Linked DNA regions of Mus musculus: region 1 is linked to region 2. The links are chromatin loops, found by intact Hi-C in ENCODE. Cell type or tissue: left cerebral cortex. All regions are shown on one strand.

Evidence for each region. Peaks named below come from ENCODE experiments on the same cell type or tissue, not always from the same donor. Only the 100,000 strongest peaks of a DNase experiment are listed, where the experiment ranks them.
Region 1: it touches region 2 in a loop (3-fold over the local background); 4 of 42 quality-filtered maps call a loop at or near these places.

Annotation. Positions count from the first base shown.
Region 1 is chr5:39,637,819-39,641,818 of GRCm38, forward strand. All of the region lies in intron 1 of Hs3st1 (heparan sulfate (glucosamine) 3-O-sulfotransferase 1), which reads right to left. Among named protein-coding and RNA genes, the nearest start is that of Hs3st1, 4.8 kb to the right of the region's middle. In left cerebral cortex, a CTCF peak has its summit at 1,851 (motif pointing left); DNase peaks (open chromatin) are centred at 256, 1,406, 1,851, 2,104 and 2 more places; H3K4me3 peaks cover 2,612 bases; H3K27ac peaks cover 1,273 bases.
Region 2 is chr5:39,315,188-39,319,187 of GRCm38, forward strand. LOC115490181 (a long non-coding RNA gene) reads left to right here. Exons shown (of 4, transcript XR_003955907.1): 2 at 3,258-3,474. Among named protein-coding and RNA genes, the nearest start is that of Gm40292, 10 kb to the left of the region's middle. In left cerebral cortex, no CTCF peak of the experiment used is centred here; DNase peaks (open chromatin) are centred at 1,515 and 3,842.

The DNA of each region.
Region 1 (4,000 bases), 320 kb after region 2:
AATTCTGACTATGCTTTATTCTTATCCCTTTTTTTCTGATACCTCCCTCTCTCTTTAAATATTTCTCCCCCCCATGAAGAGCCTTCCCCACCCCCCATTTTCTCTGATGAAGACTCTCAGGGTTTCTCTTTTGAGCTAGTACTTAGGAACAGACACGGTGTTCTAGAAACTGAAGCAAACATACACCTCCAGGTCTTCGCTCTCATGGAGCGTATCTCCTTGTCTCCTTGTGGGGGAGTTCAGCATAGTAAGCAAGTGAGTCAGTCAAGTAGCAGGATGACGATAGCTAAGCACACTCAGGGGCCACACAATTGTCTTAAGAAAGACCAAAAGATTTGAAAAAAGGGAACTGTGACGAACGAGGCTTATCTCTGAGATAAGCCCACTGAGGACAGCTAAAAACACTTCCCACCTTTGACACACAACCTTGCTAGTTTATCTGACTGCCTGGAAGTTCATCGGGAACTCAAAATATTTTCTCATCTCCTGGACAACTGTCTATCAAGAAAAGCTGGGTAGATTTGGAAGATGGCCTCTAAGGGTACAATCATCCTTCATACTTTGAAAGAAAAAAAAAAACAAAACTAAAACTAAAAACTTTGCTCTCAAGAGTCAATGCAATAATACTTTTTAAGAAAAGTTAGTGTCAGTCAAAGAAATTGTCAATAAGGAGGGAATCCAGGCAAGGAAAAGAAGTGGGAAGGTACACAGGCAAGTTATTTCTGGCACAAATGTATGCACATTCACTGTTCAATTAAAAAGGCACTGGGTACCAGTGTTCTGAGCAGGAATTCTCCACAAGGACATCTTCCCTAAGCCCCTCCAGAGATCTGGTGATCCAATCCCTTGTGACACTGATGCCTTCCACCTTGGTCTGTAATATCATTGATTGGTTTGGTGGTCCATCACTATACCTAATACAAGGTCTGGTGCAAGGCTTGTGTTCAGCATGCCTACCCATCAATTAAAACAAGTTAGGCCTACAGAGAAATATCAGAGATTAATTTGAAATTTCGGAGTCCAATCAAAACTCCATATTCCCACACTGAAAACCATTTTGTGTCAGATCATGAAACTTGACATGGTCACACTGAACTAGAGCCCAGGCTAACTGCCTTAGGCCCCTCAACTTACCAGCAACCCTGACTTTTCATCTCACACTTCCCTGATTTTTGTTTCCATCCTTAGCATATACCAGTCTAAGCAGGAGGGATTTTCATTAGTTCTCCCGCTTTGTCTTCTACTAGATGTGCACAGTGGTGAGGGCTTCCATCTGTTTTATTCCCCACTGTGTCACTGGCAGGAAGAACAGTCAGTAGAGCGGGGTTGGAACTCAGCAAATGAGTTAAAGGTGTAAATGGGATTCTAAAACTGCTTGCAGAGATAAAGACCAGTGACATCCCGAACTGGCTGAAGCAGATCACGAGGAAGGAAGTGACTATAGCATCCATACCCCTTTCCCCACATTCCTGTTGTGGCCTTACAGGTAAGATCTTTCGTGAGAGTCACATTCCAAGCAAAGCTTCCGTCTATCCCAAGCACTCAGAAGCCAATAGTCTGCAGGTCTGTGGGAGAGCTCCGAGGTCCCTTTATAGGAAAACGCTCTGCACACTCACGTGTGTTATTTAGACATGTTGAATAGGCTGCTAGAAACCGATGTCTGTAAATTTTACATAAAACTGTTAACCTGTCATTTATATTAAACATTAAACAAACCCTGGCAAGGTTAGGTCATAGGTTTCACTAGCAACAGAGTGTTGGATCTGAGCTGTAGACCCATGTTTCAGTCCTATGCAGGCTGCTTCTTGTCTGGCAGCTGAAGGTACTGTCATTTGCGCCCCCTGCTGGAATGTTACCAAAAAGCAGGCAGTATGCGGAAGGAAAGAAAAAAAAAATTAGGAAAGATGTCCTTTGGGATCTATTTCTGTTATGTTTAAGCCTTTCCTTCAAAGAATAATGTATTCATTTTTCTAGTCCTCTCCCGGTAGCACATAACTATTGACAAACTATGGCCCAGTAAATATTATTCTAACGGCCTGCAAAAGCTATGGACTTAATTCCCTGTGGGTGGAGGGAGCTGAGAAGGCTTCATGCCAGAGGCAGTCCTGAAGATGGATTGTGGAGGCTGTTTGCATCAGCTGCTTAAGATGCTGCTTAACGCAGACACAAAAAGTAAGCTGTCTGAAGACTCGGTGATGCCTCTAGGATCTAGGGAGATGCCGAAAATCCAGGCTTGGAAAATGAGAAGGAATGAAGGGGACCAGACTCCAGGGATCATGTCAAGATGGTACCCAAGGAATAGCTCCGCTGGGAGCACATCCTGAGACTTGGATGCTGCTGCTGACGCCAGCCACTTGATCCATGACCCAAGTTGATGATAAACACTCTACAGTTTCTGTGTCCTTACACTTCTCCCTCCAGATTCCAATTCCCTGGTGGGATCATTTAACTGAGTTCAGGGCTACAAGATACAAACTAGGAAAAGAAACTCTACCTCCAACTAGGAGCATCTCTCTGACCAAGACAGTGGAGATTCTATATAGAAAAAAATGATATTTGGTTGCTGGGTACCTTCCAGACACTTAGTGGGACTTTGAGTGGTGATGGAGGGAGAGCCCCCCCCCCCCCAAAACAGTACTGAAGTCTGTAATGAGAACACATAGATCTGAATTTCAATCTGGAATCCTCTGTACCTTCAGAAAACTGACAACGTTTCCTAATCTGCAGATTCGCAATTGTTAAAATAGAAATTATACCATCTGCTCTTTTGAATAGCTGTGAAGATTCCGTTCAATCATTCATTCACTTTTCCAAACCCATCTTGGAAAATGCATTAAGTGTTTGATACTGAACTAGGCTCTAGGGACAAATTCTGAAAAAAGAGAAAAATGAAAGATAGAAAGGCAAACACTTTGTGCAGATGACCAACTTAGACAAGAGAGACCACAAAACTGGTTATGCTTCACTCTCCCCCAGCTGAGTCACTGTCTTCTAACTTTTCTCTGTTTTTGATTAAGCAATATTGTCCTTCCCTACAAATATATCTACTTAAGACATATGTACACACTAAACTTAAAAGTAAAACTACAGCAAAACACTTTAAAAGACAAGGGATGTAGGTCCATTAGTAGAGTACTTGCCTAGCACACTGGTTTGAACCACAGCACTAAAATAACTGGATGCTATAGTTTATGTCTATAATCCCAGCACTTGAAATTAGGAGCGGGAGAGCCAGATGATGTCCAAGGTCATCTTTAGCTACAGAGCAACTTGGAGGTCAGCCCAGGATATATGACCCTGTCTGAAAACAGACAAAGATGAAAAAACAACTCTAAAAGTTAACGCTGATCCTGGAAATTGTAATTCTTAGAAACAGTGAGGCTCAGAGATGACGTAACTCATGGAGAGTGCACATAAGATGAAACTTATTTAAATCTGCCCTCATTTTAGGTTTAGTGGCTGTGATGAACTCCGATGCAGGCACACCCCAATTACAATTAACATGAACATTAAGTAGATATAAAATATAAAAGCCAGAAAGGCAAATTAAATAATCAAAATTTCACAAGTGTTTTGTAGTCAGCAAAATGTCTTTTAGGTGTATTTTATCATTTCCTCTTAATCATTCTCCAGTCACTAATCTACAGGAAAGACTAGGAGACGAAGAGAGAGGAAACAGTGGGCCTAAGGTCATGGGGACAGAGGCTGGCCTCATCACAGCCTTCAGTCTCTTGCTTTCTTGTTTAAGAAAGGGAGTCTAGATAGAAAGCAGATGGTTCCATGGCTAAGTTGGGGACTGGAGAACTGCAGTGTTCATATTTTCTAACCTCAGATGAAAAGTGCTGTCTGTCCTTCTGTAACACCTTGGAAGACAGTTCACTTGTCACAGAGCAGCCAAAAAAGTGCTACACTCCTCAGCTCAGGCTCTGGAACTGGTGTCTAGATACTCATGGCAGACATAGGTTATAACCCATTCAGGCATCCCATGCTTGACTATCTT
Region 2 (4,000 bases):
TAAAGCCATTAACAACAGACAAAAATGGGGTCAAAGAAAAGCAGCAGTTTATGTCAGCCTTAGGAGCCCATGTAAAACTGGGGTTGTGTTTGGAGTAAGGAAGGGCTTCAGCATCTCTTAGGGACGTTTGCAGAATGTCATGAATTGAAACTGTCCCAAGTTCAGAGGTCATTGCCATCACTTTGCTTAGGTGATCCCATTGTGACTTTCCACTAACAGACATGTGGACTGAAAAAGAGCCTGGTAATGCCAGAGAGCCCTGATTCCCCAGAGTCTCGTGAAATAGTGCTTGGATCTGATTACAGCTGACTTGCTGCAAAACCCATTCAAGTTCCACAGCACAGAGCAGCCTGTCCTTGTGCTGTATTCCAGAGGGCAGGATGAGATTAACCACATTTAGCTAAAATACAAAACGGAGCACAGTGACCAGCATCCAAAGTATGTCAAAGAGTTGTGAGAGCTCAGCAGAGAAAAGGAAAGAAGCGTTCTCACCAAAAGAGATGAAATGAAAAGTGGGAAAGTTTCTCTAAGCACGACGTCCATTTCTGGGCCTTCTGGGATGGATAGAACAGGAGCAGGTTCAAGTGGAAGGCAATCACATTCCATGTGTAAGAAACTAAGTACAAAAATCTTTCAAAAATGGAAACACAATGATAATGTTCTTGGAAAATGCTACAGGATCAGTTCTTTTGAGAAGAGCCATCTAATTCTGTTACTATCGTAGGACACCCAAGACTGGATAAGATATAAAGAGTTTTATTGGCTCTTAATTCTGGGAAATCAAAGTAGTATGGCACTAGTGTCTGGCTTCATCTTAACAAGGCATCTAAGGGGACACACTTTGAAACCATATATAAGAAAATAGAAACAACTGGAGACAGCCCCACGGATTCTTCTTAACCCTCATCTATAGAAGCTAGCCCCATAGAAGTATCTGACTCATCCCTGCTAGAGGGAATGAATCCCCAGTAGAAGTAGGACTGTTATGAACCTGATGGCTTTCCACTAGCCACACCCTGTAAAAATCATCTATCTCTCTATAGTCTCGCACTGAGGACCAAGCTTCTTTGAGCATCAACTGCTGTCAGGTAGAACATGTCCAACATGTTCAAATACAGCAGACACATGTGGAAAATTACAAAGAGCAAAGCTGACTTGAAAGTTTCATTAGGGATTGCATAATTTTACATATTACGAAGGCCAAAGAACATGCATGTTTCCTGAAAGGTCAGCAGACTCAGAATGAATAAGCAATAATGATGTGTCCTTAGTTCTGGGATGTGAAAAAAACATCACTCTTTCAAATACCATACATGTGTAGAGAACTAATCCAGAATTTTTATATGGGTAAAGTAGTGCATTCATGGTGACTTGCTGAAGACAGTGTATTCCACATGTCCCCAAAATTGCCTCTGTCCTCCCTCTCCTGTGCTGCCAGCCACTTTCAGCTCAGGATCGTGTCTGCACTGAGATTGCTCTGCACGATTTTCCAACAAAGACTTAAAGATAGGAACACTCAGTGGAGGTGATTTTATCACAGCAAACAACACTTTGCAGGAAGCAGATTCCTGTCTGTAACTGTGGGCAGCAGTCAAAAGCAGCCCCCTGGATTGCTGCAATGGAGAAGCTCTTAGCATAAGGAGAAAACTTCAACCTGGAAACTGAAGACTGCACGGTGTAAGCTTGATGTCTGTCAGGGTCTTGAAGAAAAGAAGTGGCCTTTCAGTCACTAAACACACAGGTCTGGGCTCCTCTGCCAGCACTCATGTAACTGATGTTGTTCTGCAAATCTGTTCAAGCAGTGAACATCTGTTAAGCACTCACTGTGTGTCACACATGATGCAAAGGTAACTGGAATGAACAGTTGTCATTTTGTCTGTTGAGGGTGCCTTCTGTTCCTCCTTTTGATCAAACAATAATGTTCGTCCTTAGATATACCTTGGGCATCCCTACAGCCACTTGGATGAGAGGTTGGCTCATCCAGATTTGTCCCCAGTCTTATTCACCTGTCCTCTAAACTCAGTAGCTATTCCAAGTGTGGACTTGGAACCTGATCCCAGCTACCTAGAATAATCTTCTGCAGAAGCATTTGATTATGTGCGTGTGCATTTGTGTTGAGATATGTGCAGTGAAATGTAGTTATCCATGGGGTAAAGAAAAAGAGTGTGGGGTTCTCTGAAATTGGTGTTCCACTTGATTGTGAGCTACCCAACAAAGTGCTAGCTAGCATCTGAACTTGAGTCCTCTGGAGGAGCAGTAAAAGTGGTTTAAGTAAGGCTTAACTACTGAGCCATCCATCCAGCCTGAATGTTCTCTCATCTTTTTAATTATAAAATATCAGGATAAAATCTCGAGTCATTACACAATTATGACTAAATAAAAGTTCACTTGAATTGTGACTGTATAAAAGCTACTGTTGAGGAGTAGAACATGACTCAAGTGATATCAAGACCTGAACATGGGAATCTGGATGCAGCCTCACAGTCAAGCCAAGCATTTCTGTTCTGAGTGAGATGTGCAAAGTAGGTTGAAACCTACTTTGCAATGAATGCAGGTCAGATGGTATGCAGTGGTACCCAAATGTATCCAAGCTCTGTGTTGGGGAAAAAGCTCCAGAGATATGTATGGTGGGATCATTACATTGCAATGCCACAACTAGTCGGGTGGATGCATATGCAAATGTATAGAGTCAGTGCTATAAATTAATTGCAGTGGTAGACTACATACCTGGTTTCGCAGGAGGTCAATAATAGGACATAAAATTCTTTCTTTATATGGGCTTGCCAGAGCATGTTCCTCAAGAATAGTTTAGTGGTTTTGTTTCAAAGCAAAAGTAGGAGTGACAGTCCAGAGAGAAGAGGGTATAAATATGTGGTTTTAAGGTACTGGGTGGACTATTTGTATGGTTGCTGATGTTGGGAAGGAATACATGTGAAAGAAAAGGGCTTCCTAGTGACAGCGTTCTTGAACAGATGTTATCCCACCAGCAGGAAAATGCCAAGCTGGTCACTCAGTGAGTTTTACGGGGCTGTAGTGCATCTTAGGAACTGACTTGAAGGCACAAGAAAATTATGCAGGTCCAGTGAATCACAATCAGCAGCTATGTAGAGGGAGGGGGACTAGAAAGAACACCTCTGTGTCCATCAAGTCTGCGAAATACACTTTTTTTTTTTTTTTTTTTTACTGTCCATGAGACCCATTGACCTTGAATAATCTTAAACCATGCCCTTCTTGCTGTGCTATTTCTGTTATCTCAGGACAGTGTTCCAGGTACACATTTCTCCTGTAGAGGCTGCCAGTCACCCTATTTATTGCAGCAACTTCTTCCTACCTAGAAGAAAGCTTTCCTACAAGATTGGTGAGACCTCTCGGCTTTGCTGCTGGAGAGTTCTAAGACTGAAGTTGCTGAAGAACTGGAGCTGTTTCCTACGTCCTCCAAATCCCTAACACTCCAGGGCTCACCACCTGTTGATGGTCAGTGAATATTTACCCAACAGAACTGATGGGCTTGCCCTGGTCCCAAGGTATGAATGCCCAGAGTGAAAACTTCACACCTTCACTTCTCTGAAAGTTGGAGCTACTAGTTTGTCATTAATTATCCAGCCATCGGAGCATTTGGGCTTAATATTTTAAGAAGCAGAATTTTAATGAGAAATGAAGTGTAAATATTTATGCCCCCAAATACAACACAGCAACAATTAATGGGAGCTTCTTTCTTGAGTGTCAGGGTTTCGGAGCATCCTGTTCCCTAATTATATTCCACAGCCTGTATCTGAAGGCCTGGGCTATTTTGACTCACCCTTTTGCATGGCCTCGTTTTTGTAAGTACAAAAGTTCAAGAATAAATATAGGACCCAGATCGGTCTTCAAGAGCTAACCCAGAATAAGCATGGTGAATCTATATAAGAAATCTGATTATATTCTCTTGTGGAAAAAAGATCCGTTCTTTATGTCAACCTGCTATAAATTTCTATAATTGTCTAAGCAGGTATTCGTCTTC